2 separate regions of the Homo sapiens genome follow, and region 1 is linked to region 2. A link is a loop called in an ENCODE intact Hi-C map of the cell type or tissue named here. Cell type or tissue: mammary epithelial cell. All regions are shown on one strand. Links, peaks and the distances in the headings refer to the core of each region. The heading gives the core; the rest is flanking DNA.

Region 1 (2,822 bases), core at 3-2,502, 160 kb after region 2:
ACCTTCTTTCCCTTGCCTCTTTACCTCACCTGGATGCTCCTTCCAGGCTCATTTAGTCAGGCACTATGTTGTGTTGAGCAGTAAATATCTATTACTTATCATCAGGCTGACCTGTAGTAGGTGTTTAGTAACTGCTTATTAAATAATGGATAAAGTGCTTATGTTATACCACACTTCATTATACAAAAGATAGAAGAATAAGATTGGATAAAGTAAAATGGTACTTTTACAAAGTAAATGGCATTGACTTTTAGAAGCTTATGACATACAGCGAGGAACAAAATTAAGTGGGAAAGATCAGTTATTTTAATGGTTTTTTTCTTAGAAAAATAAATGTCCTTTGGGTATATACCCAGCAATGGGATGGCTGGGTCATGTACCCTATCACTTAAAGTATAATAAAAAAAAAAAGGCAACAATCATTTTTCAAAATACATTTTAATGCAGCAAAAAATTGAACAGTTACATGTATTAATTATAGAGAATTCAAAGGAAAGTCAATTCTTGTGTTTTCGACAGTTCTAAAATTGTTTATTGCCTTTAAGACTCCCAAGCAAGAAAAACTGACCATCCCCTTCCACACTTGTATTTCTCATTTCCTTAATTAAATGTGAGCTGCACAAGCTTGTTAAAGCTAGTTTATGTGCAGTGGGTTTGCATTACATTAACTTGGACAATAGCCGTTAATAATTTTTCCTGTGCTCTTAAAATTTCACTGTTACAAATACCCATAAATAATGTCACCCTGTTTTGGAACAAGAGTTTGTGAAACACGTCATCTTGAAGCTAATCATAGCTCAGGCTGCTGTCACTAATTCCAGGCTTCACTTCTTAACAGCTTGATAAAGCCCTGGCTGTGAGTCTACCTCTGGTTCAGCACATGATTAGGGCAATGTCATTGATTTTATCCACACGAAAAAGTCAGCTTTGAGTCATTTCACTTTTTGAACAGAACATCGTGAGCACTTTCCACCAAAACTTAATTAGTCATATTTTTAATCATTGCCTTGTTTCAACATGCACAGCAGACTGTTCTAGGAAAAACAGTAGGTTAGTCAGATGGCTAATAAAACTCCAGGGGTAAATTGCTGCATTTACTTCTTGCTGCTTGGGCATTACAGTCAGACGTTCCTGGGTCTTCAGACATGACTCAGAGGCTGCAAATGTCCAGGCACATTCATAGACAACTCACCAAGGACCATTGAGACACACACACACACACACACACACACACACACACAAACTTATGGGCTCTAAATGAGCTTTAAGAATTGGGGGAAATCAGTTGCAAAGCCGTTATAACTGATGTCAGCATGATTGCCTTGTGCTGGTTGTGAGTCAGGGAAAAGAAGACCTGCCATATCTACCAAATGTGTGGCCCCTTGAGGTTTGTGCCTGGACTCGCAACCATCACTTTACGGTAATTCATCATGTCTATTTAAGAGTACTAAACATAACCAACTCAGAAAGTGGAAGTCCAAACAACACCTAAATGTTGCTGACCAATAATTTTTTCTTTATAAGCATGTCTCCAATTTGTCAGGGTTGACAGTTGATTTTTTGTCTTCTCACAGCTTCAGTAAAGGCAGCATATCTTTTACAAGATATGTGATGAGATAGTAAAGAAAGAAGAAAATGGGAAGATTCTGAATATTTATTAAACTAACACAATCTGTAAGTTGAAAATGCATATATAGAGCTTATGACAATAATCTCCTTCAAGAAAACTATCGTAGAGCCTAGTAGGCAAACTATTGTATGACAAACAGGTCCTTTGTTATTTAGTAATAACAGTGTTTCTCAAATGTCTCCAAATGTCTGACTTAAATGGTACTGACTTAAATGAGTCTGGAGAGAGCACACTAGCAAGGTAAAAAAGAAACTAAAAGAGAGTGTATCAAGTGTCCTAACAGAGGTAAGTAAAAGGTGCTATGGGAGTTATGGTTAAGAGACAGATAAGTTAGTAAAGGCTATTTAAAGGAAATGGTGTCTAACTCGACTACAAGATAAAGAGGACTGTAAGGGTGAAAATGTCAGGAAAAAGGCCCATGCCATGCCTAGAGCCTAAAAGACTGTGTTTTGAGCCTGATATGCCCAAGTTTCTCAAATAGGGTTGAAAAATGTCCACTAATTATAATGGTCAATTATATAGCAGAGGGAACAGTATGTATAACTGTTATAATTTGGATTTAGTCTGAATGTTCATGGCTAAAATTAACTGCCGGCCAGCCACGGTGGCTCACGCCTATAATCCCAGCATTTTGGGAGGCCGAGGCGGACGGATCACTTGAGGTCAAGAGTTTGAGAGCAGCCTAGCCAACATGGTAAAACCCCACTTCTACTAAAAAAATACAAAAAATTAGCCAGAAGTGGTGGTAGGCACCTGTAATCCCAGCCACTCGGGAGGCTGAGGCAGGAGAATCGCTTGAAACCCGGGAGGTGGAGGTTGCAGTGAGCCAAGATCACATCACTCCAGCCTGGGCGACAGAGTGAAACTGTGTCTTAAAAAAATAAATAAAATAAAGTCAACTGCCATCTACACCCACTCTGGAGCCTTGTTTTGGCATTATCCTGATGCACATCCCCCCGGGCTCCATTGGAGAAATGCGTCTTTTTAATTCTTTGGTGTGTTACATCCCACTGGACAGCAAATAAGGAAACCTTGGTTAAACTGAAATTCAGTTTCTAAAGCAATGCATTATTGGCAGGCTCCAGGATATTGCCTTCCTCTGCCCACCCCCAACCCCCACCCACATGCACAAGATTTTCCAATTTTCCAAAATCCAGTCATTCTAAAGTTTTGCAAAATACTAAACATTTTT
Region 2 (2,822 bases), core at 258-2,757:
CTCTACCTCAAAGTTACCTACTTTCAGACAAAACTTAGTCTACAAAGTGCACAAAATTTAATTTTTTAAAATTATGACCACTTGAATAAAAAATCCAATGGGGTAGTAACCTTTACCAGTGAAGCTTTTGGTTTTTATTTTAGATATATATAGGGAAGAAATTAAGAACTCTTTCTGGGCTGGGCGCGGTGGCTCACGCCTGTAATCCCAGCACTTTGGGAGGCCAAGGTGGGCGGATCACGAGGTCAGGAGATGGAGACCATTTTGGCTAACACGGTGAAACCCCGTCTCTACCAAAAATAAAAAAAATAGCTGGGCGTGGTGGTGGGCGCCTGTAGTCCCAGCTACTCGGGAGGCTGATGCAGGAGAATGGCATGAACTTGCTTGGCAGAGCTTGCAGTGAGCCAAGATCGTGCCACTGCACTGCAGCCTAGGCGACAGAGCGAGACTCTGTCTCAAAAAAAAAAGAGAACTCTTTCTGGCCCCTGTTCTTTCTGAACAGGGACATTGAGGGATAGGAGTGGTGGTAGCTAAAGTTAGTAGTTCAGAGAAATTTACAATTCCACGATGAATTAGATTGAAACTCTCAGATCAAAATAATATTTTCTGAAGGAGATATTGGTAACATTGTAAGTGATTACGTCGCTTAAAAGATTCTAGGGTTCAGATTAACATAATAGTTTACAGATAAAATAAGACATAAGTACATTATAGAAAAGAGCCAGCTACAAATCAAGACAGTTAAAATCCAGGCGGGAGAATCCTCACTTGGATGAGGCAAAAGAAAAAAATAGGGAGCAAAGATGTGAAAGAATAAGGGAAGAAATAGTTTCATAATTTAATTTGTTGACTTCTGAAGGCCAAAATGGAAAAAAGCCCTGAGAGGTCAACCAACAAAATAAAACATTAATCTTATGTAACTTATTTCTAAAGGCTCTGTCATTAACATTCTAGAAAAAATAATTTTTAAATAAAACAATCAATGAAGATTTATCAAATAATTGGGAGATAAAAATCGGACACAGGATACAAGTGTGTAGTTTTTAATAGAGCCAAACAATTATTTATTGATCAGCAGTACCAAATGCTTTCATTGGCATCTGCATGGTAAAAATTCTACAATATTTGGCAAAGGATCTTAAAATTATAGATATTCAGCAAAAGATCCTAAAATCCCAGAATGAGAATTCAAATTTATTAAACACATATTGAGCATAAACTAAATCATTATCCCTGTGCTAAGTGTGAATCACATAAATGATTAAGGCATGATCCTAATCACAGAGGAATCAATGGTGTAGTTAAGGAACTAAATAAATGTAATACAATAGGAAACTGTCATAATGATAGTGAAGAGGAAAAATAAAGTATAAGAAGAATTTCCCAGGAAACGTAGACAAGTCTCAGTGCCTCTAAGTCAGCGTTTCTCAATCTTAAATCTCATGATCTGATTTCATTTCATTTGAAACGAAGCCATGCCTTACTCAAACTACACATATAATCCTTGAGATTTTTTCTATGCTTTCATTAGAATTATGCCTTCTGCTCAGAGTTACTACACTAGATTTAGACTAGATTTGAGTAGATACATTAAAAAATTTAAGATGTAAAGTATGCTTAAGCTTAAACTAAACTTACATGCTGAAGAGGATCTGTACTCCCTTGTGTCACTTTGCCTCAAAACCACAGTCTGAAGAGCTTTTCTTATGCCCAAATGTACAGAGTGAGCTTCAGGCAAATATTTAACTAGTGTCTTCACCCAAAATTGTGGTCAAGGTAATGTAGGTGTATTCATTTTCTATTGCTGTTGTAATGAATCATCACAATCCTTGTGGCTTTAACAACAAATTCATTCTCTTACCAGCTCTGGAGATAAGAAGGCCAAAATGAGTCCTATGGAGTATTTGCACAGCCAGTTTCTTCTGGAAGCTTCAAGAGAGAGTCTGTTCCTTGCCTTTTCCAGCTTCTAGAGGCAGCCGACACTCCTTGGCTCATGGCCACATAACTCTGACCTGTGTCTATTGTCACATCACTGACTCTTCTGACCTCCTACCAGGACCCTTGTGATTACATTGGGCCTGCTTGGATAACCCAGGATAGCTTCTCCATCTTAAGGTTGTTAATCACATCTGCAGAATGCCTGTTGCCATATAAGTTAACATATTCACAGGTTCTAGGAAGAAGGACATGGACATCTTCCAGGAAGCATTATTCTGTCTACCACAGCAGGTAAATGCATGTTGTCCCAAGTAGGCTATCTTGAGATAAAATTTAACCAGATACTTCTGTGTCTCAGAGAGGATTTTACCTTTGAGGGAGGGAGGAAGCAGATAAGCCATGCTGTGATTTGGTCCAGGTAACTTCAGTTCTCTTAAAGATAGTACCTCATTTTTCTTTAAAGAGATGGCTCACTATGCCCAAAGATCCCTAACCAAGGGCCCTGCAAGCTAATTTCCAAATTTATTTTTCTAATTATCTCTATTTCTGAATGTTCCTAAGAGATGTCATTTAACATCTAAATTGTAATTTTGTAAGAAGTCAAGCTTGACTCTTACAAAACAAAAATAAAAGAGTTGTCAGGTTGGCTAACTGAACATTTCATCAAATCCTTTTGTTTTTTAAAAAAATATAAATCAATAAGTTCCCCTCCATAAAATGGCAGGACAGTGTCTGTAATTACCTAAAAGGTTACCTTGAAAAATTAGGCTTGAATACTTATGCACCTTACTGTAACAATAGACAAGGGTTTACTTTCTGAAGTGTTTTTGTTTGTACCATTGAGAAAGAGAACAATGACGTCAGTATCCACAAAGAAAAGTCAT

What was found. A loop is a pair of places that touch in the nucleus more often than their neighbours do. Peaks named below come from ENCODE experiments on the same cell type or tissue, not always from the same donor. Only the 100,000 strongest peaks of a DNase experiment are listed, where the experiment ranks them.
Region 1: a loop joins it to region 2, with 3 times the contacts of the local background. A loop is called at or near these places in 3 of 110 quality-filtered maps.

Annotation. Positions count from the first base shown.
Region 1 is chr4:165,578,801-165,581,622 of GRCh38, reverse strand. No RefSeq gene overlaps it. Among named protein-coding and RNA genes, the nearest start is that of LINC01179, 100 kb to the left of the region's middle. In mammary epithelial cell, for the core only: no CTCF peak of the experiment used is centred there; a DNase peak (open chromatin) is centred at 1,062; H3K27ac peaks cover 2,215 bases.
Region 2 is chr4:165,737,738-165,740,559 of GRCh38, reverse strand. All of the region lies in intron 4 of LINC01179 (long intergenic non-protein coding RNA 1179), which reads right to left. It overlaps LOC101928131 (a long non-coding RNA gene), which reads left to right. Exons shown (of 4, transcript NR_121677.1): 2 at 1,865-2,229. Among named protein-coding and RNA genes, the nearest start is that of LINC01179, 55 kb to the right of the region's middle. In mammary epithelial cell, for the core only: no CTCF peak of the experiment used is centred there; a DNase peak (open chromatin) is centred at 1,799; H3K4me3 peaks cover 822 bases; H3K27ac peaks cover 2,306 bases.